Regions from separate parts of the Mus musculus genome. Here region 1 is linked to region 2. The links are chromatin loops, found by intact Hi-C in ENCODE. Cell type or tissue: gastrocnemius. All regions are shown on one strand. Each heading gives the region's core, and the rest is flanking DNA. Links, peaks and the distances in the headings are about the cores only. Region 1 overlaps Auts2 (autism susceptibility candidate 2). Region 2 overlaps Auts2 (autism susceptibility candidate 2).

What was found. Hi-C counts contacts between places; a loop is a spot of excess contacts. Peaks named below come from ENCODE experiments on the same cell type or tissue, not always from the same donor. Only the 100,000 strongest peaks of a DNase experiment are listed, where the experiment ranks them.
Region 1: a loop joins it to region 2, with 3 times the contacts of the local background. A loop is called at or near these places in 3 of 42 quality-filtered maps.

What each region holds. Positions count from the first base shown.
Region 1 is chr5:131,553,744-131,565,181 of GRCm38, forward strand. All of the region lies in intron 5 of Auts2 (autism susceptibility candidate 2), which reads right to left. Among named protein-coding and RNA genes, the nearest start is that of Gm29681, 140 kb to the left of the region's middle. In gastrocnemius, for the core only: no CTCF peak of the experiment used is centred there; DNase peaks (open chromatin) are centred at 4,445, 4,740 and 5,218; H3K4me3 peaks cover 1,311 bases; H3K27ac peaks cover 2,126 bases.
Region 2 is chr5:131,639,273-131,650,710 of GRCm38, forward strand. The region is part of intron 5 of Auts2 (autism susceptibility candidate 2); the gene reads right to left. Among named protein-coding and RNA genes, the nearest start is that of Gm29681, 230 kb to the left of the region's middle. In gastrocnemius, for the core only: no CTCF peak of the experiment used is centred there; DNase peaks (open chromatin) are centred at 4,074, 4,217, 4,653, 6,779 and 3 more places; H3K4me3 peaks cover 806 bases; H3K27ac peaks cover 2,391 bases.

The DNA.
Region 1 (11,438 bases), core at 1,414-9,413, 86 kb before region 2:
CTAGCCTACTACTTGGTGACTGAAAGACCCAGTCTCAAAAAATGGTTCCCAAGAAACCATACCTGAGGTTGACCTCTAACCTCCATTTCCATGTGCACACACATGTATATGCACCTGCACATATGTTGCATCTCTTCACATGAATATACATACAGGATGCATATATATACATACATATTACACACACACACATACACATATAGGATGCATGTATATATATATGTGTGTGTGTGTGTGTGTGTGTGTGTGTATACACACACACATATATTCACATATATATTTTTTTTTCTCATAAATTAAACCAAAAACTACATCCTACTTTTTCTGTCAAGTCCCTAACACTTGGGGCTGGGAAGTCCACTTGTTGGTAAAGCACTGTTGTGTACAGGAGCTCTGATCCCCAACCCCCATGTAATGCCAGGCAGGCATGGTAGCAGCCATCTACAACCCTGGCATTCACGAGGCATACACAGGGGATTCCCCTGAGCTAGCTGCCTGAACACACTGAGGCTTGGTGAGTTGCAGATTCGTCAGGAGACTCTTCCTCCCTAAATGAAGTAGAGAGTGATCAAAGAAGACACCTGCTGTCAACTTTGAGCCTCCATGTACAGTTATAAAACACACTCATGAGCATCAGCACCCCTCCACACACACAAATACAGCCACGTGAGTGAATGCGGTGGTTTGCGTATGCTTGGTCCAGGAAGTGGCACTATTAGGAGGCGTGGCCATGTTGGAGTAGGTGTGTCTCTGTGGGCGTGGGCTTTAAGACCCTCATCCTAGCTGCCTGGAGGTCAGTCTTCTCCTAGAGGCCTTCAGATGAAGATGTAGAACTCTCGGCTCCTCCTGCACCATGTCTGCCTGGATGCTGCCATGCTCTAGCCTTGATGATAATGGACTGAACCTCCGAACCCATAAGCCAGCCCCCATTAAAGAGTTGCCTTGGTTATGTTGTCTGTTCACAGCAGGAAACCCCTAACTAAGACAACATTCATACACCCACATGCACATCACACAGATACCTGTGCAAGCAAAAAAAAAAAAAAAAAAGTTTGTGGTGTTTATTTCTTCACTCTGTAACACCCCATGGAAAGTGAGAAGAGATGGTCTGGCTAGATGGGCTGGTGTTCAAATCTCTTCCTAGCTGAGTGCAACAGAGCACTTGCCTAGAATCTCCCAGGCTAGGAGCGTGGCTCAATGGTAAGGCACTCACCTCATCAACAGCTGGCTTAATAACTCCTAATTCTAACAGGTGGGAGGGAGGGAGAGACAGAGGGAGACATTTAGGTTTATTTGTGTATCCTTGAGTGAGTGCCCTCCGGAATCTGGAATGCTACAAAAGTAGCCCCTTTCTTTATGGAGACACCAAACATGTGCTTCCCTAACTTTCCTGGGCTGTGACTGGCCCCAGTCGAAGGACCCATTGCACCTTCTAGGTTATTTCTAGTTCTATCTCATAGAACTTCTCTACATGGGGCAGTCGAGCCCAGAGCCAAATTATCTCAAGTGCTTCCCTCTGCTTCTATAAATCAATTTGACATCGAGACCCTAGACCCAATGTCCACTCACCTCAATCTGTAATCACAGTAACACCTACTAGTCAGTTTTTACTCAAAGCTCAGGCCTTTTACTTGGCACATGCTGTTTTCTGGACAAAGGTAGATGAGGGTCAGGGCTTATATGTGGATGGAAGCAACTGTAATTTGATCAAGACAGAGGAGAAAGAAAGGAAGCAATACTGATGGTCATTTCATTTATAAAGCCTTTCTTCTCCACCTAAGGCTATCGGTGTGCAAAGGCGGCAATTAAAATGGGGTTCAGGGGGCTGGCGAGATGGCTCAGGGGTTAAGAGTGTCGACTGCTCTTCTGAAGGTCCTGAGTTCAAATCCCAGCAACCACATGGTGGCTCACAACCATCCCTAACGAAATCTGATGCCTTCTTCTGGAGTATCTGAGGACAGCTATAGTGTACTTACATATAATAAATAAATAAATAAATAAATAAATAAATAAATAAATAGGGTTCAGATAAAAACACCGCCAAACAGAAATCAAATAAAATATTAAAATACTCAAGTGTCATTATTAAATAAGTGTTTGCTGCAGAAGGTCCTTAGACACTAACGGAGTCCACAGAGCCCAGGAAACCCTGAGCAGAGGGGGTAAGACGTATTCTTGCCCAACACCTGTGGCTAAAATTATTTGGTTGCTTTAGCACATGCCTCTGATGTGCTGAAAGTGAAAAACAAGCATAAAACTCAAAATCAATGTTTCATTTTCAATTTTTTTTTTTTTTTGATATGAGGTCTCATGTAGCCCAGGCTGGTCTTAAACTCACTATGTAGCCAAGGATGACCTTGGACTCTCCATCCTCTTGCCTCCATCTCCCCAGTGTTGTGATTACAGGCGTTTACCTCGGTCAGGTTTATCTAGTACTGGGGATGGGACCCATTTGCTTCATGTGAACGAGGCAAGCAGTTTACCAATGGAGCCATATTCCCAGCCCCTACATTTCCCAGTGTTCCGTGCTCCTAGCTGCTTCGCTAGAACAAATCACATCCCTCGTTATCCTGGACAAGCTGTATTGTATAGCAATTTGAATCTGTGAATTGTGTCCACTCTTGCTCTGGACTATCCTGAAACATCTGTAGTGCTCTTGCACCAAAGAAAGCCCATGGAAAGGACACACAGGAAGTACTGAAATTATGGCTATTCACATAACAGTTTCCACACTCAGAGCATAGACAAGAAACTCTTTCATCTATATAAAAAAAATTAAAAAATTAAAAAAAACTCTAACATGAAAAAAAGATATTCTCTGTTGACAGAATCCCATATGAGACAGATTTAGAAGACCTGAGAGGTGGTTTTGTTTGTTTGTTTGGAGTGTGTAAGCATACATATACATGCTTATGTGCATGATTGCATGTAAGATAGTGTGTGTGCACTTTCATATTCACCTGAATAGTGACCAGAGGATAACCTTAAATATAATTCCTTGGGTGCTGCCACCCTGTTTTTTTTTTTTTTTTTTTTTTTTTTGGTGACAGGATCTCTCACTGAACCTGGAGCTTGCCCATCAAGCTACAAGTGAGAGCAGAGCAAGGACTGTTAAGCTGTTTCTGCTTTCCAACGGTTGTCTAACGGTTTCTTTCCATCCTGGAACAAAAGCTCTTTAAGCAGAAGGGTAAACAGCTCAGAAATAGCTTCGGAAGTCCCTGAAACTGAGCAGTTTTCCTAGGCCCCGCCCTGCCAAAGTAAGTAATAAAAGCTGAGAGTCTTCAGAAATAAAGGATGCTGAGCTGCAAACAGGACTTTCAGCAGAGAAAAGCTGCAAAAGACAGCGAGTCACAGCACCTGCCTGGACAAAGCAGAAACCAGTCATTGCTGTCAGGCAGAGGTTTAGACCCAATGAGGCACTTGGAAAGGACACTATCTAAGCTGTTGAGCTGACTGCAGGCTGTGCACTGTGCAGGATCCCCCGTGCCCCCCCATCTAGGGTTAAGTAAGGTAAGATACGTGTGTTGCATCTCCCCACTAAAAGTTTTGTCACACAACACCATCTCTCTGGGCTTTTAAAATATGGGTTCTGTGGGTTGAACAGGGGTCTTCACATCTGCAAGACAAGCACATTAGCAACTAAACCATCTCTCCGACATGCTACCCTCTTTGCTAGAAAATGGGGTCTCACTGTGTATCTTTGGCTGGCCTGGCCTTGAACTCACAGAGATCAGCCTGCCTCTGCCTCCTAAGTATTGGTGTTAATGGTAAGCACTACCACGACCATCCCAACCTCTTCTATTTTTATTTTTTTAGATAAGACTTTATGTAAGCCAAATTATTCTCAAATTTTCCATATCGCCCAAGATGACCTTGAACTCCTGAGCCTCCTGTTTCCACTTTCTAGTGCTGTGAAGGCATGCCATGATTGGTTTATGCTGTGCTGCGGGCGGAATCCAGAGCTTCCTGTGTGCTAGGCTAGCACTGTACCAACTGAGGCCCATCCCAGCCCTGAAACCTGAGTTTCAATTCCAAACTGTGTGACCTTGGATGGGTCGCTTTAATCTCTCCAAACCTCCTATTATATAAGCGGAAGGGGCTGGGCTAGCTACATCTACATCCCTTCCAGCTCTAAAAATCCTGATCCTTAGTGCAAACACAGTCTGGGCTTGGCTGTTTTGTTTTGTTTTGCCGGTTGAACCCTCTGCACATCAGAGAGTAGGTGAAAGCCAGAGAAACAAGATCTTTGGGAAGCACGCAATCTGAAGAACCAGAAGGGATGTAATTAAAATCAGGGTTCTGTTCCCACAAACACACCCAAGGATCTTCCCATACAAACACCACAGTAATTAACTAACCTGCAAACCACACGGTTGCCACCCTCCAGGCCCTGCCGGGCTTAGCTAGCAGCCTGACTCAGGAATCCAGGCCGTCCTCACCCTCCCAGCCAGCGAGCCTGGCTCCTGACAGCATTCAAGCGTGGTTTGCCCGTGGCGTTGGTGAGACAGGAGCATTTCTCAAAGTCATGCAGGGGCATGAATACATTGCTGGAATTTTCAAAATCATTACACTGATGAGAAGACATGATGAGGAGCCAGCCTGCATCTGAATATCCTTGTATCTGCACTAAAGCCCTTTTTTCTCCTCCCTTTGGCCGCAAGAGGTTTACCAGAGTTGCTGCCAAATTGGTTTCTCAAGGAAGCTGGCTTTAGCAGGACCCTCTCCAGGGACGTGGGCCTCACTGTCTCAGTCCTCCAGGGCTGGGGCATTCCACTAGTTGGGCCAGTCCCTGGCACCATCTGACCAGAGTGGAGTCTATTTTCAACCTCCTCCTTTTTTTAACAACCTTATGTCATGCGTTCACCCAGACTGGCCTTGTGGCCCAGAAATTATATTTGTCCTGTCATCTGGCTAACCTGATAAACTTATAGTGCCCCGGCTGGGGTGCACAGGGCCAGCTGGGGACAGCTGAGGAGGTCTGCTTTAAGTCCCTAGATAACATCAGGGAGAGATGTCCTCAATCACACATTACAAATGAGGTCTGGGAGGACCTGCCTGGGAAAGATAATGTGTTCTCAGACATTTCTGGAGTCGATTCATTGGGCAGGCATCTTGGCTATCTGTATAATCTCAATGGCTTCACCCCTGGGGACCCGGCATTCTGCAGGCACCACGCATCTGATGATCTGAATTCAACAGCTGAAAACTGATGAGCAGGTCTACATAATCTGGCCAGTCGACAGACCAGCAGCTGCTGTCTTGCCTGGAAGTGTGTTCCGAGCACAGAGCTGGGGGCAGGTGAGATGGCTCAACACAGAAAGGTGCTTGCTGCCAAGTCTGATAACCTGAGTTTGATCCCTGGGACCAACAGGGGCAAGGAGAGAAATTACTTCCACAGGTTGTTTGTTCTTTTAAAAAAAATTTTTTTTTTTACTCCATGTGTGTTTTGCCTGTATTTATATGTATGTCTGTGTACCATGGGAACACAATGCCCATAAAAGGATTTGGGACAGCCATTAAGCGATGCTTGTAGTTTGCCATGTAGGCGCTGGGAACTGAACCTAGGCCCTCTGAAAGAGTAGCCGGGCTGGCGAGATGGCTCAGCGGGTAAGAGCACCGTCTGCTCTCCCAAAGGTCCTGAGTTCGAATCCCAGCAACCACATGGTGGCTCACAACACCCGTAATGAGATCTGATCACCCTCTTCTGGTGCATCTGAAGACAGCTACAGTGTATTTATGTATAATAATGAAAAATAAATCTTTGGGCCAGAGCAAGCAGGGCCAACCGGAACGAGCAGAGGTCCTAAAATTCAATTCCAAGCAACCACATGAAGGCTCACAACCATCTGTACAGCTACAATGTATTCATATACATAAAATAAATAAATAAATAAATAAATAAATATTTAAAGAGTAGCCAGTGCTCTCAACCACCACAAGTTGTCCTTAGACCTCCACTTGTACCTTGTGACTTGTGTGCTTCCCCCTCTCCCCGAAATAAATAATTATTAAGAAAAATGTTTAAAACAAGTACAGAGCCGGGCGTGGTGGCACGCGCCTTTAATCCTAGCACTCGGGAGGCAAAGGCAGGCGAATTTCTGAGTTCGAGGCCAGCCTGGTCTACAAAGTGAGTGCCAGGACAGCCAGGGCTACACAGAGAAACCCTGTCTCGAAAACCCAAAAAAAAAAAAAAAAAAAAAAAAAAAAAACAAGTACAGAGTTGGTTTGGGAAGATAGATCAACCTGTAATTGCAAATACAGGACCTGAGTTTGGTTCCCAGCAGTCACACACACAAAAAAATGCCAGATACGGTAATATATGTTTGTAATCCTGGTGCTAGGAAGTGGGGATGGCTTGCTGGCTTAACCTATTTAGTGAGCTCTAGGCCACTTAGAGACCCTGGGTAGCAGGGCCAGCAAGAACTGGGAGCATAAGTGCATGCCACATTTTGCTTGGTGACCTGAGTTCTAACCACGGAATACAGGATGGAAGGACAGAACCAGCTCCCTAAAGTTGTCCTCTGACCCCCATAGGAGTGCAGGGGCAGGCATGTGCATCCACACACTAGCAATATGAACTGAGTAAAAATGAAGGAAAACCAAGGTGGATGGCATATGAAGAACAGAGCCCAAGACTGTCTTCTAACCTGTATGCACACACACATATGCATGTGTAGTGTGTATTATATCTGTGTACATATATATAATATATTACATTTTATGCACATACATGTGTATATATGCATGCATATATATTACATTATATATACATATGTATATATGCACATATTACATTTTATGTATATATGTACATATGTATATATATGCACATATTACATTTTTATATATATACACATATGTATATGTGTATGTGTATATGTGTATATTACATTTTATGTATACATGTATGTATGTATATATTACATTTTATTTATATATGTATATATATGTGTGTGTGTATATATACATATACACAAAACTCATATGCTATGTATAGACAGACACGGTCTCAAGCTCCACTGTGAGCCTTTTCAGTTAGACTCTTCATATTAGCAGGAATCTCTTGGGGACCTGAGTGCACATAGATAATTGGGAGCTACAGCCCAGCCAACCAAGAGGGGGCAGAAAAGCTGAATGTGCCAATTCCCAGCCAGTGTAGCAGGTTCAGAGGCAAGTGTGTAAGAAGAAAGTAGGAGCAGATCTGCACTGTCTTCCAGGCTTACAACTGTGCCTGTGATTCAGACAGAACCCTGCATGTGAGCAGGAGCCCAGAGGTGTCATAAACAGGTGTCCTCATTAGCAGATTCAGCCATCTGTGTTAATTCAGTGGAATTTCACTTTAAATTGGAAAACTGATTCCAGTTTTAGCAATAAAATAAATTAATTAAAAGAAAAAAATTTTTTTGAGCCCAAGCTGCTCAAACTCTGTATGTATCTGAGGATGAACCAGAATGATGGAACCTCCTGCCTCTCTACATCCCGAGTGCTGGCTGGCATCACAGGTGTGCACAAACCCCACCCAACTTAGACAGTGCTTGGGGGTGGATGTATGCTAAGCAAACACTCTGCGGCTGAACTACAGCCCCAAGCCAAAGTTGAGAGAGAATATCTGACAGCGAGCCAACAAGTGATCTCCCACATCCTTATGGTAACTTATTACTTGATTTGAAAAGCAAGTCATGCCTGGCCTACGCTTACTTGGATCTTCCTCCAAGTATCTGTTAGGGAAAGATGGGCGAGGGCAGGGGAGGGTGTGAAGGTGACTTCTTTAGGGGACCTGGCATCAATCTTCCAAAAGGGCTATTTGGGGACCTCCTATGACCCAGTGTGGGGTTGGCTTCTGGCTTTTGATTTTCAGCCCGGAGTCATGAACGGTCTTTCTTGGTACAGGTACACTCCTCAGTTGCCAAGAATGGTGGGAAGCCTCCGCTCACATCTGTATTATAATAAATGCATTATAAATGAGCAAGTAGGAGACAGTAAGGAAATGATGTTTTACTTTTAAATGCTAATTACGAAGCCCTGGTACTGTTAATGTGCGGGGTGTTCTGTCAATTTTTAATGTTTATGCCAAGTGTAGTCTTCAATTTAACATGAGCTTTTAATCCTTTGAGTACTAAATTGCCTTTTAATGCTTGCAGAACAACATTGTGTTTGTACAGAGTCAGGTCTGAAAAATGTATTTAGCACAAGGTATGTTGTGGGAAGGCAGAGAGAAGATGGGGGAGGGAAGATAACTTTTTTTTTCCCTCTCTCTCTCTCTAAGAAGATGTGCTGGTAAGAACAAAAATCAACAGGCTCCCAGTCTCCTCTACATCATTTCCCATTCTTTCTGAGGTTGCTGTGAGGGCTTCTATCCTGTTGCAGATTTAACCCTGCAGTGACAGCTCTCAGCTCCCAGGAACACAATCAGCCCCAGGGTGCACCTTGCCCCATCAAAGGAACGCCTGCAGAAACCAAGGAGAAGGAAGAGTCTGACCACCCTCCTGGCGTGCACTAAGCTGGAAGGGAAAAGGGCGCTCGGGGCATGCTCAGGGGTGTCTGAGCATTTCCTGCTGCCACAGAGAGGGAACTTGTTTTCTCTAAAGACAGAATTGGGGAGGCAGGGGATGTGGCTCCGTGTGTAGAGCGCTTGTTTAGCATGCATGGAGCCCTGGGTTCAATACCCGACACCGCATACACTGAGTGTGGTTGGTCTATGTCTGTTATCCCAACAATTAAGAGGCAGAGGGAGAATGATGAGACATTCAAGGCTATCCTTGGCTAGAGAGAGAGTTCAAGGCCAGCACAGGCTACAAGAGACCCTGTCTCAAAAAGCAGAGCAAGCTCATTCATGGGTAAGACAGAATGGGGTGATGGGAGAGTGGGCAGCTCATCAGGACAATGCTTTGTTTTCTTTTATTTCTGGGTGCTACTGTATAGGCAGGGAGTCAGAAACCTGTTGCTTAGACCTGCACCACTCCCAAAGTTCACTCTGATCCATAGCGCCATTCCAGAATTTTCTTTTGAGCTCTTAGTATATGCCACATTGATTTCCTGATGCTTGCCAAGTATGGACTTGCTTTGGAATTCTATATAACAGTAAGTAACACACACACACACACACAGAGTGCTGAAGTATCATTCAGACCGTGACTACAACTGTGTCACTGGTACTGGGTTCAATTCCAAAAGCCAAATGATAAGATAAGTACTTCAGGTTTGTAGATGCAACTCAGTTGGTAGAGTGCTTACTTATCTAGGATGCAATAAGCTCTGGGTTCCATTGCTACCACTGCTTAAACTGACCTGGTAGCCATGCCACTCAATAGATGTAGAGGGGACCATCAGAAACTCAAAGTCAGGCTGTTGAGATGGCTCACCCCGTACAGATACTTTCCTGTCTCTTCCAGCCAGATATGTTAAGTCATTTTTTCAAGATTGTATGTCTGCTTGATGGGTAGAGTTCGACCCTGACTCTCTGCTCTTAAGAAAGGAATTTGTGAGGCTGCTGAGATGACTTGGGAGGTCAAAATCTGCCAAGCCTGGAGAGAGTCGAGCCCCGGGACCCTCGTGGTGGAAGGAAGGAACCGAGTGTCTCAAGTTGTCCTCTGACCTCCCCACAGAGCATGTGCCATGTACTCACTTCCCACAGAACAAGTAAATTAAATAAGTTATAAATACCATTAAAAACAAAGAAGGTCAGGGTCACCTTAGTGAGTCTCAGGCCAGTCTGGGCTACTAGAGAGACTCTGTCTCAAAAAAAGAAAGAAACCTAGTTTCTTTAAACTATTTCATTGCACTTGTTTGTTCATTTATATTTGGGAAGGGCTGGGCACGCGCCATGATGCACGTATATGGCGGCCAGAGGACAAGTTGAGGAAGTCAGTTCTTTCCTACCATGTGGCCCCCAGGGAACAAACCCGGGATGTCATGCTTGGCAGTGTGTATCTTTAGCTCACTTGAGTTATCTTGTTGGCCTGAAACCTAGTTCTTAGTACCATGAGTTTGGTGAAACTGTTCTTTGGAAGGACACAATCATTTGGGTAAATACAGTTTATAGAGTTTGGTGTGTCTGGGCTGAGGGCAGGGCCAGCAGCAGTACACCTGTCATCCCTCAGTCTTGGCTCCTGGACACTCCTGCTGGCCTTCCTTACTGGGGCAGGAGAAGAAACCATAAAAGGAGACCTAAACAAAGTCCACAGGAAAGTCTGGTTTCTAGAAGAAAGCAAGCTTTTGCTTCCATTGTTTCCCTTCAGTGAGCAGGCATTCCCAAGGAACAATGGCCCACCTTTGTGTTTGGTAAACTGCCTAATGATTAAATAGCACACTCCCAACATTTGAATATCAAAAGGCTGTGGTCCCACAGGAGAGCCAATTGCCAGCTGATGAACTTCTGTACAGCTAGTCAGAGCGGAGGAATCAGCAAGTGCGGAGAAGAAATTATGAGGTTCCCTCACTCCATAGTTTTGACAAGGACATGACATACCGTGTGGAGTCCAACAGTTGCCACTTACAGCCGGGGCAAGTGGCCACTCTAAATATGGGCTTTTCTGAATCTGCTTATTATGTGGTTGGCTGTGTTATAATTTGATTCAAAACCCTGCATTAGCCTTAGAGGTATAAGTACAAGGGACAGACAGGGCTGGAATTAGACCACAACTGTGAAGGGGGTCTTTGTCCTCTGACATGTTATACAGATTTTTAAAAAATATTTATTTTATTGTTTTAAACTGTGTGTGTGTGTGTGTGTGTGCTTGAGTGATTGCAGGTGCCCATAAAGGCCAGAAGAGTGATTCAGAGTCCCTGGACCTGGAATTACAAGTGACTGTGAGCCTCGTGGGTGCTGGGAACTGAACTCGAGTCCTCTGCAAGAGCAGTACTTGATATTAAGCACTGAGCTGTTTCTCCAGTCCCCGACCACAGATTATAAGAAACTCACCCATCACATAACCCTCCCTCAAAACATCAGGAGGAACAGGACATCAGTCTGTAGGGTCTGCCTTGGCTAGACCTATCTACTGAATCTCCCCAATTGATTCATTTATATCTTAATGCTTTCACAAAATAACTGCAGTAGGAAGGCTGAAGCAGAAGGATCAGGGGGTCTAGGCCAGGCTAGGCTATTTAGCAGGGCACTATCTTAATGAACACACACGCACACACACACACACACGCACACACACACACACACACACACACACACACACACACACACTAGCCTAGGTGCCTGGGTTCCATCCAGTACGCTCTGAGGAACAATCATCAAGCCTCTACAGGCAAGCAAGTCAAACAAATGAATACAGTATAGTCTAGGTATCCTGGTTTGATTGAATAAGTCTTAAGGAAAGACCATGTTTCTATTGGAAAACTAATGAAAATTGAATGAATGAATGAGCAAATGAATGGACAAATGAATGAAAACACTATATAGTCTCAGTGTCTGGTTTTGATTAAAA
Region 2 (11,438 bases), core at 2,260-10,259:
CTTTCTGAGTGTTGTTGTCACAGGTGTGAGCTACTATATCTAGCAGTTTTGTTTTGTGTTGTGTTTAGGAGAGAGTGTGGTAACCTTATACCAGGTGGTTTGGCCATGGTATGAACAACAGAAATTACCAAAAAGGTACCCAGGAGAAAGAACTTACTGATGCCTCAGGCAATTAAAGAACACGAAGGAATGGCTCGATATCAACAAAGGCAAGGTGAATAGGTCTGGGAGGGGGGAAGGCCTTGTTTCTTGGCAATATGAGAAACTGGGAAAAGGATCTGATTTTTAATTTTATAATGAACTCAAGGGTAAGTCTAGATGTAGCTTACAATCCCACAGATTTAGTTAACTTTCATAATAGAGGAAAAAAAACCTAATTACTTCCTTAAGATGGGATTCAAATAAGCCCTGGACTCTGAATAGGCACCACTTTCTCTAGTTTAGGAGGCTTCACTGGTCAAGGAGGAGAAATGAGGGGTAGAGATGTTCAATGTGTGCAATTCCTCTTTCATGCCAAGCCCACAGCAGACATCATTAATCAATCCAGACTTATTCCTTCTCAGTCTAGAATCAATGTAGGCATCTGAGGAATTGATCAGTGACAGCTTGACTACTAAAACCTAACTGCTGTCTTCAATAGAGATAACTTGAAGGTCTTTTTTGTTTTGCTTTGTTCTGATATTCTAGGATATCGTGCTGTAAATTGTTTCCAGGTCCTACAAGGGACTGGGGTTATTGAGAGCCTTATATATGAGCAAAAATATTTTATTAGCTTGCCATAGAAGGGAAAAAGTACAAATCATGATTTAGGAAGCTTTTTTTCCATGTCTTTAATGATTGGAGGAAGGAAAAACAAGAGTGCTTGTGTTTTATAGTCCCCAAAGCCAAAAGCACAGACTGTCTTAAATTTAGTAACACAGCCATGACTGTACATGGATGGTTAATCAACCTTGGTTCTCAGCTTAAAGTTCCAACATCAATTGTGTGAGTTTTTGTTGTTAATTTGTTTTGTTTTTTCACTTTTGAGACACGGGTTCATGTCAGGCTGGCCTCACAATTGCTATACAGCTATGGATAACCTTGAACGTCTCATCTTGTAGTCTCTCCTGTCTCAGTGCTGGGAATACAGGTGTGTCCCATCATGTACCGTTGATGCAGTGCTGGAGAAGGAACCCAAGGCTTTATGAACACCAGGGAAGCACCCTTCCAACTGGGCTACACTCCCAGTTTCTCAATTTATTAATTTAGCAGTGGATGCTATGGTGTACCTTCACTCACAGTCCTAGACCAAGAAGGATTTACAATAGCTTTAAAGGATAATGGAGGAGCCTGGTGTGATGGCCTACATCTGTAAGACTAGCATCTGGAAGATGGAGACAGAAGAGCAGGGGTTCCAGGCCTTGGCAACATAGTGAGTTTTATAGTTATGAGTTGTGCTGGATAGTTTTAGGTCAACACTACACAGGCTGAAGTCACTTGAGAGGACTGAACCTCCATTTAGAAACTGCCTCTAATCCCAGCACTTGGGAGGCAGAGGCAGGCGGATTTCTGAGTTTGAGGCCCGCCTGGTCTACAAAGTGAGTTCCAGGGCTTTACAGAGAAACCCTGTCTCGAAAAACCAGAAAAAAAAAAAAAAGAAAGAAAGAAAAAGAAAAAGAAACTGCCTCCATAAGACCAAGCCTACTGAACATACAAGACAAAAACACTGTCAGGAGGGAGGAGGTCTCTCCTACTACCACTGTGGCAAAGCCATGGCAGGGTGAATGTGAGGTGCTTGGTCACACCGCATCTACTGTCAGGAAGACATGATTCATGTCCTCCTTTTTATTCAGTCTGGGACCCCACTCCATAGAATGGTGTTGTCTAAATTCAGGATGGATCTCCCCACAACAATGAACCCAGCCTAGAAAGCCCCTCCCAGGCATATCTGGGGGCTTATCTCCTAGGTGATTCGAGACCCTGTGGAGCTGACAGTCAATAGGAACCATCTCAGGCGCCCCACAGATTGCACCATTCATAGGGGACCCAAGACTATGGGACACCACCTGCTCAAAATATCCCTGACGGATAACCAGAATATGACAGCATCTGAGGATCCACAGAGAGAGAAAATAACACACAATACACTATTTTTCTCCTTATTCATTCAGAAGATTGCAGTGATTTTTTTTTTCTTCTGAACTTGGTTAGTGTGTTCCTGCAGAGAACACAGGACCATTCAACAGCAGAATCCAGGGAAGGTCACTCTCTAATCCCCTGCTGGTTGGGCGCACTCAGGGATCAAGTATAACATTCTCCAAGCTGCCCAAAAGGCCTGTGAAATATTAGCACATGTTCTAGGGTTAGATCTGGTTGCCAAACACAGCATTACACTGCCAAGCCCCACCAAATACGTTTGGTTTGATTTGATCTGGTCTCAAGCCATCCTAAGAAATGGACCCACTTGACACTGTGGGAATGGCTTGGTGGGCAAGATTACTAGTTAGATGATGTAAAAAGCTGGATGGGGCGGTTCACATTTGTATTTCTGGCGCTGCTATGGCAGGAAGAGAGGAAGAGGACAGGTGAGCCACTGCAAAGCTCCTAGATCAGCAAGTCTGCACTGCAGGGACAGAACAACGGAAGAGACCCTGCTGCAACAAGGCAAAACCACAGAACTGATGCCTGAAAGTTGTCCTCTGACCTCATCATCCATGTAGCAGTATGGATGTATAAACACTCATTATAAACACACACACCAAAAAGAAAAGAAAACTATATAAAAGGACAAAGAAACGAATACAGGCCTGGACTTCCCCTTGGAAACCTGAGAGCACAGTTAGGAATCTGGATTTCAAGACACGACATACTTAGCTTAGAAACTCAATGAGCCAGAGTCTTCTGAATGGAGACCAGCCACTGACTTGGCCAGTAACTGGGAATGCCTGTGTTTCCTTTAAAGGAATCATTAGTCTCTAGTTTGAACTTTGAAAAAATAAAATATCAGGAGCTGGGGAGATGGCTCAGTCTGTAAAGTGCTTGCTTTGAAGGCATGAAGACCTGTGCTCAATACCTATAATACATTTCCAAAAAAACCAAACCAAACCAAACCAAAACCCTGCTGAGCATTGACTCAGAGCCAGCTTGGTGGGTAAAAGTACTTCCTGCACAAGCCTAATGACCTCAAGACGTGTCATGCAGTACCCATGTATGTCACACACACACACACACACACACACACACACACACACTGAAATAATAAGCAATCATAAAGCTGGATGTGCTATTACAGATCTGTAATCCCAGTGCCGGGAGAGGTGGAGTCACTGGACAGAGAGTCTAGCCTAATTGGTGATTTCCAAACCAATAGGTAACCCTTTCTCAAAGAGCAGGGCAGCTATGTGGACAGCCCCTAAGAAACGACAGCCAAGGTACATATGTGCGCATACATGTACAAATAAAAGGTACACACCCACCACAAACAGCTCTGACCCTACTGAGGGGTGCAGCAGGCTGCTCTACAAGGCTGGCTGGGTGGTAGGCTTGCAGGTGGGGAGATAAACTCACAGTACACTACAGTGAGTTATTTCTGAGGTTCCCATGGTGTGCTCCTAATGGGTATAAGGATGTGCTGACTTCCAAAGTGGGACTGACAGGCCCGCAGTCAGCTGTCATCTCCATCACAGACTTAATAGCTTTGCCAGGCATCCTCCCAGCAAAGGAAGAGAAGAAAGGTCTTGCTAGGTGACAGCATTCAGAAAGAATGTGTGTGAATGCCATTATGGTATTGAAAGCGTCAGGTGCCAGCAAGAAGGGCCCTGATCAGACAGACAAGCAACTGGGCTGCATACTTGAAGGTTATTTGAAGCCTGTCACTTCTATTAGCCAGTTAACCACTGGTGGAATCACTCACTAATTGGCCTTCTTCGTACCAAGGTGGGGCTGAGGTGGGGAAGGTGGAGAGGCCTAGACCTGGCACTCATGGTGCCTACCCTATTAGCAACTCATGATGGCTGGCAGGAGGAGGGGGGCAGCGTGCGGGCAGGGTTACCCCATGTGCCTGCTCATTAGCGGCTGGCACTAAAGCAGAGAAGCTAGTGGACACTGGCACAAGGCTAGCTTTCTGTTCTTGGAGAAGGCCAAAAATAATCTCAGTAGATTTAATTAAAACTGCAGTGAACAGATGGGGAAGATGGAAAAGAACTCCGACTGGAGACCGCTCATCTGTCTAGGTCTAGGCGAGCGTTTTAATGAAGCCCTCCTCTGTCTGCAGGGGCCCGGGACTGACACATCCCTTTCTGGTTATGCAACCGAGTGGAACGATTACCTAGCAACTCTGCTTAAAGAGCCAGGGGCCTCTTTCCCAAAGAAAAGTGTGGCTTGACTCAATGTATCTACCACCGTGGTGAAAAGCCATCAGGCGAGAGGAGGAGGGCCTTGTTCTAACTTGAAGACGGGCAGTCAGAAGATGCTCGACACGGGGCTATGGGTGGAGGCAGTGGGGGAAAGGGGGCTGAAGGGAATCTACAAACAGAATTGAGACTTAAATCTTGATGTCCAGCGGAAACAAAGAAGCTCTGTCCAGACCAGGCCAGTGGTCTGCCACAGTCAGGGCTCCTTTCACGGTTTGCTGGGCCGCAGGGAGCTACTGGGAATGGCAGGAGACTCCCCAGCCCACCATGGACGTTAAGAGCCGGCATACCATGCCTGTGCTCTTCACTGACTGACTGATTTCCATGGCAAAGCCCCAAGTTCTGGGGCTGAGAGCAAAAGAAGAGTTCAGAAGTTGCTTGTACTGTGTAGACCAACAGCAAGGAAAGGCCAAGTTGGCTGTGAGTAAGTTTGGCCCAGCGGGGTAGGTTTAAAGGCCCAGTGGATTTGCTGTTGTCTAGACCAATGGGCGTTTAGAGAAAGACCCAGAGTAGGAACGTCAGTGGATTCTACTCAAAGAATCCTGACTATTTAGAGACAATATGGAGGTGTTCTCTTAAGTCCTCTACTAATAAATAAATAAATAAATAAATAGATAAATAAATAATCTTTTTGAGATGTTAGTAAAGATTGGTATTGGCTACTTCCTTTCAACATCAAAAAATTAAATTACTTTGAATAGTTTTAAAATGTGTGTGCATGGAAAAAGAGTTGAGAGAGAGGGAGAATGAGAGAGAGAGAGAGAGAGAGAGAGAGAGAATATGCATGTGTGGAGGTCAAAGTACGACTTGAGAGCTGGTTCCCTCGTTCCACCCTGTGGTTTCCAAGGATCAAAGTCATTGGTTTTGGCGGCTGATGCCTTTAGTTGATAAGTCATCTTGAATACTCATTAATTAATCCATTATTTATGTGTGTGAGAGAGGGAGAGTGTTTGTGTAGTGTGTGTGCTGGTATGTGCGTATGTGCGTGAGGCCGTGGGCTGCTGTGCATGTGCACAGAATCTAGAAGCAGACAATGTGTGTTCTGCTATCACCTGATGCTCATGAGAACCAGAGCATGGCTACTCGCAGCACGCCTTGGGGATCCTTCTGTGTCCATGCCACACAGCACTGGCCTTATGGGTGCCGGGGATTTGAACCAGGTCCTCAGGCATGTGCAGCAAGCACTCCTTGACCACTGAGCCATCTCCCCACTCCACTGACATGTTTTTATGTTAGTAAGTACTGCAGATGTGGCTCACTTGAGAGAGTGTTTTCCTAGCATGAGTGAGACCACAAGTCTGATCGTCGACACCCTGGTATTGAACATCTGCCTACAATTCTAGCCCTTGGAAGGCGTTGGCAGGAAGATTAAAAGTTCAAGGTCACAGTGAGTTTTAGGCCAGCTGTGTCTACATCACACACACACACACACACACACACACACACACACACGGGGAGGGAAATATCATACATTCAACCCACAATTATAAATATAGGTGAAGCAAACCTCTTAGGAACGTTAGATGGTCAGATGTCAGCCATTTCCAAATGGCCATGGATATGAGAGGGAAGATTAGAACTTGCCATTTTATCTCTGAAGCACCATCAGAAGAAAACAGAAGATGCCATATAGAGCCACCACTTCTCCTCCGGACCTTCTAGCTCCAATCCAAGCACTCCCCACCCTGACATCTACCTTTTAAGGGAAATGGGCTAACTCCCTGCCCATCCACCCAATGTTCAAGGAGATGCCAAAAGATGTTTACTGAGTGCACAGAGCCTCAAAAGGTACTGAATTGTGTCATTTGGTGGAAAAAAAAAAGCAACCAAGTTTCCCTTGAAACTAGTTATGCAATGGTGTTTAAAAAAAAAAAAAGAAAGAAAGAGAAAGAAAAAAAAGCTTTTTGCTCAGCTAAGTTTCCTACTATATTAATCTCATTATCCTTTGAACCGTTTAACTGGCAGTGCCAAATGCAATTTGTATTCTGCGGCAGAGCGAATGCTCTAAAATGATTATCCCAATATGAACCGTGGCAAGCCTCGATATTGTTGGGTCTGAAAGGCCTCCTAACCACTGAATACTGTTCCCATATGCCTTCTGAGTTTCATGACACAGTGTTGCGTCTGCTTTTGCAAGGGATAAATTAAGCGTGTGAAAGTCTTAGCAAAGCCCTCATTTTCCAGTTAATCAAATCTCCCCTAATCAAATTAGCACACATAATTCCTCTGGATGTGCGGCACAAAAACTGCATTATCCCCCTTCCTCAGAGTTGAAAGCAGAGGACGCAGCATGGAGTCTTTCTCCTTTGCTTGAGTGGCCCTAAATAGAGGAGTTCTTCAGAAGGACGGGTCGAGGTAAACTTTGGCAGCGATGGCGTTCCCAGCTCATTAAATCCGCTGCGTCTGTGACCACCTCCGGGGACCACTGAAGCATTCCGTAATGAGATACTTGTTTAATTTTCCTTCAAAGGCCGGACATCTGTGACAACCCTCCCTCCATTCCAACCCCACACAGGCAAATGTATCAATAGGCCTAAGGCCTCTATCCAGTTTGATGGAGTGTTTTCCATTGAATAAACCAGATAATAAATTTTGAAGAGGAAGGAACAATTGCCATTAACTCTCGTTCTCTCCAAAGAGTCCAAGTCCATCATGAAAATTCAATAGCGGCTAAGCTAAATGGATAGATGTTCACAGTCAACCTTTTTTAATTGATTTCCCTTCATGAAATGATCTAGTCTCTGAAGCTAGCCGTCCCAGAGCCCCTCTTTAACCTTTCTTTTCATTCCAAATACATTTAGAAGCCCTGAACAAAAAGGAATAGCTAAAATATTAATCTCCCTTGAGAGCAAAGGCCTGCAACAGACCAGATTTTCAGATCAATCCCCAACAGCGCCCGTGGTCCACAAAAGAACGAACCCTACTCTTAGCTCTATTCAGTGTGGCACCGGCACTGACCTTTACTGAAAACCAACCACCACATCCCGACACTGGAAGAGACTAGAAAGCTTTTCTTGCATAATAGGGATTCGTCCATGATATTGTTAGCTCTCGGCCCTGTAGTCACTTCTGCATATGCCATAATAAGGCTTGGAATGCATATAATGAGAGAGATATTTTCACTTTAATACTTTATTATGTCTAGGGATATGTTTTAAGCAATATTTCATGTCCCATCCAACCCCCTCCTCCCCTTTCCTGCTTCCTCTCTTTAGCCCCCTCCCACCCACCCTCAGCCCTGCCTTTTTCTAGACTTGGTTGGCCAGGACCCTTCAGGAGGCACATGGAACGTGCTATTGTAATTCTCTCTATCACAATGACAACATGGTGGCCGGGCATGGTGGTGCACACCTTTAATCCCAGCACTCGGGAGGCAGAGGCAGGTGAATCTCTGAGTTCGAGGCCAGCCTGGTCTATAGAGTGAGTTCCAGGACAGCCAGGGCTATACAGAGAAACCCTGTCTTGAAAAACCAAAAACCAAAAACCAAAACAAACAAACAAACAAACAAACAAAACAAAAAAATTCCTTAGAACAATTTTCCCATCCACAAAGGTGACCCTGCAGTTCTCATACCCCCTCCCCTGCCTCTGTGTATCAGCCCTGGATCACAGGCCTGGCATCAACCCAAGCCAGTGAGTGTATCACAGGAGTGTCTAAGCCCTCTGTGCTCTCTCTGGGCTCCCAGAGCCAGGCCAAATGACTCCAGGGAGCCTAGAACTCATAACAAGAGAAAATTCACTTCCCCCACACCTGCCTTCTCCCCAAATCAGCTCTAATTTTGACAAACATAGAAACTGCTTTATAAAGTGTACTAGAATAAATGAAATGGGCAAGTCTCCCCACGGAACCCCAAAGTCACTCGGTATCAGACTCAGTTCATTAGCTTCCCTCTCAGTCCTTAACAGGTCAGGTCCCCTCTAAATCCCACCTCTCTGCTCCGCAAGGAGAGGAGGGGGGGAAGCTCTGCAAGCTGCTATTTCACTCCCAGCCCCAGCCCCAGCATGTGACTGCCCCGTGAGCTGGGAGCAGAGGCCTGTGCAGTTTCCAGGGCTGACACCTCCTCCCCTCATGAGCCACACTAACCCCACAGCAGCTGGCCAGAGAATTCCCCAAGGCTCTGCTACAGAAGCTGAGAAATGGAAGCCCAATTTCCACGTGGATTCCCTAAGCAGGAAGCTGTGAACGTGTGAGTCGCCTTCCCTGGGCCAAGGTCTGTTTATGTAGCCCCTTATTTACTGGAGCAGTAAGTTGGGAAATCATGGGGATTGCATAAACTCCCTGCCACAGAATCAGCGGCTGTGGAGCACACAGAGGGATACCCACTAGATTCCATCTCTCTGCCAGGAACCATGGGAGGCTCTTGCCTTCAGATCTCCTTTCATGTCCTTACCAGATGCCAAAGCTGATACTCATCTGCATTTCTCAACACATGAGGAAATGAACTCTGTGAGAGGAATCTGCACAGAGGTAATTCTTCCAATGTGTCTACAAACTCAGGCTCATTTGTGATTACTCCTAAACCCTTTAATCTACATTTCCTTTCTAGCTCAAAGGGTTTGAATCAGCCCCGATACCATCATCAAACAGTTGGCCCTTCTGCACACTATGGTCCTTCAAGTATGTATCGAATACTTGTATGTTTGTACTGAGATTTGTCACTTTAAAGAATCTACAGGGTGGGAGAAAAGCAAAGCAGCCAAGGAAGGCTGACATCTCCAGGAATTTTCAGCAAGTACGGTCATGAGGCCTCACGGAGCTGGGAGGGAAATAAGACACAAGGCAGGACCCCCACAGGCAGGAGACTGGGACAGAGGCACTGTCAAAGGTCTGGAGTACTTGCTTTTAGGTCATCAAGAAAGAAAGTGGGGCTGGTATGGCTCAGTGGTAGAGCCCCTGCCTAGAATCCCCCAGGGAGGGGCTGGGGGCGTGGCTCAGTGGTAGAGCCCCTGCCTAGAATCCCCCAGGGAGGGGCTGGGGGTGTGGCTCAGTGGTAGAGCCCCTGCCTAGAATCCCCCAGGGAGGGGATGGGGGCGTGGCTTAGTGGTAGAGCACCTGCCCAGAACCCTCCAGTGAGGGCCTGGAGAACTGGTTCCGTAGTAGACTGTCTATCTGAAATTCTCCAGTGAGGAGCTGAGAGTATGATTCGGTGACATGGTGCTGGCTGAGCATATACAAAGTCCTGGCTTTCAATCTTAGACTAGGGGTGGGAAAAGCAGAAAGTGAAGGAGCAACAAAGGAAAGCAGTAAGAGAGAATCCAACAAAACAGCCTGGGTAAGGCAGTGGTTCCCACCCTTCCTAATGTTGTCACCCTTCAATACAGTTCCTCGTGTTGTGGTGACCCCAAATCATAACATTATTTCCACTGCTACTTCGTAACTGTAATTTTGCTACTGTTATGAATCATAATATAAATATCTAGTATCCAGGATATCAGATATGCCACCTCTGTGGGGTGGTTCAAACTCTGAAGGGGTCATGACCCACAGGTTGAGAACCAGTGGAGTAAGGATGGAGTGGATGTCATGGATGCTAAGTTCGAGTTGTATGTACTGAAATTCTGTCTCAATACATATACATACATATATACATACATACATACAGTTTACAGAGGAAAGGCATAAGGATATAAGATAGACAAAGGGGAAACACAGTCTTGAGATTGATTGGAAATCTTAGCTGGGTGCAAACAAGTGGGTGACAGGCAGGAGGCAGCCTTAAAGTTGAAGAGGTTTGAGGAGGAATTTGAGGTGGAAACATAGAGAAGGGTAATCACAGGGTGAAGTGGAATTTGAGATCTTACAGACAGACACTTTTGAACTTGTCTGCCCATCTCCTGGGTCCTGGGATAACAGTTGGATGTTACCGTGTCCAATACGGCAGACACCCTTGAGTAAAGCAAGGATGGATAGTCTGGTCATTCAAGCTGATTACAGAACAGATAGTGTCACTGGATATGAAGATGCCAATCACTTTAATCACGAGGGCTCTTGGAGGATGAAGGGTACAGATCTAGTTTGGTACACGGAGCAGTGCCTCACCTTGCAGTTACTGAACACAAGGTGCTGGGGAAATAGAGGAGGGCTGATGAAAAACTAGCTTGATGGTACCATCTGATAACAAAGACGAGCCCCTTCCTGGAGTCTGAGCATGAGGGCTCTACCTGTATAGACCTTATAGTCTCTACCCAGGCCACACCTACCTGGCCTACTCATATGACCAGTGTGCAGATGAGACTACACTTTGCTCTAGCTGTCCCAGGGCTGAGATCTCCTAGCACATTCTGGTTCATGAGGACTGAACACTCGTTCTCCAGGATGTCGGTATTGTCTAGGACGGTTGTAGGTCCTTTTTCAGGTGGAGCCTTGCTTCAAGGAAGAACTTAGCTGGGTGAGCTTTGAGATTTATAACCTGCCCCACTTCCTGGTATTTCTCTGCATCCTAAGTGCAGATGCGATGTGACTAGATGCCTTCTGTTCCTGATAGGCTGTATTCCCTTAGACTATGCCCCCCCCCCAAAAAAAAACCCTCTTTCTTTCCTTAAGTTGCTTATTTTCAGGTATTCTGTAACAGCAAAGCTTATATAGTCCTTAACTTCCTCCAGTTTCTGCTTCCTTATTATCTCTGAGAGAGACTTGCCATCAGTTTCTTTAGTTTTGCTTTATGAGAGAGAGAAGAGAGGGAGGGAAAATAAAAGGGAAAAGAGACACGGACGAAAATAGCCATCTTTAACAAACAGCTACTGGTTTAAAAATAGTGCGGAGGCTAATGTGGCCGCCTTTATCTCTGTGGTTGACCTTGCTAATACACTATGTAGATCTCTTGCCAACTAATCGGTGGACTGTAACACAGGGCTTCAAGCTGTGCTCAACGATCAGGAACGAGGATGAATGAGAGGGTTTTAGCAACCAGGATCTGCAGACTGCTATCTGTGTCTGACAGCTGTCACCGTCTCTACAGAGGCCAAGGCCTAGACCTTCATTTAAAGGCAGCATGGATGATCAGATCGCTGGGACAGTGTCAAAACCGACTGGGCTGAACTAGGGAG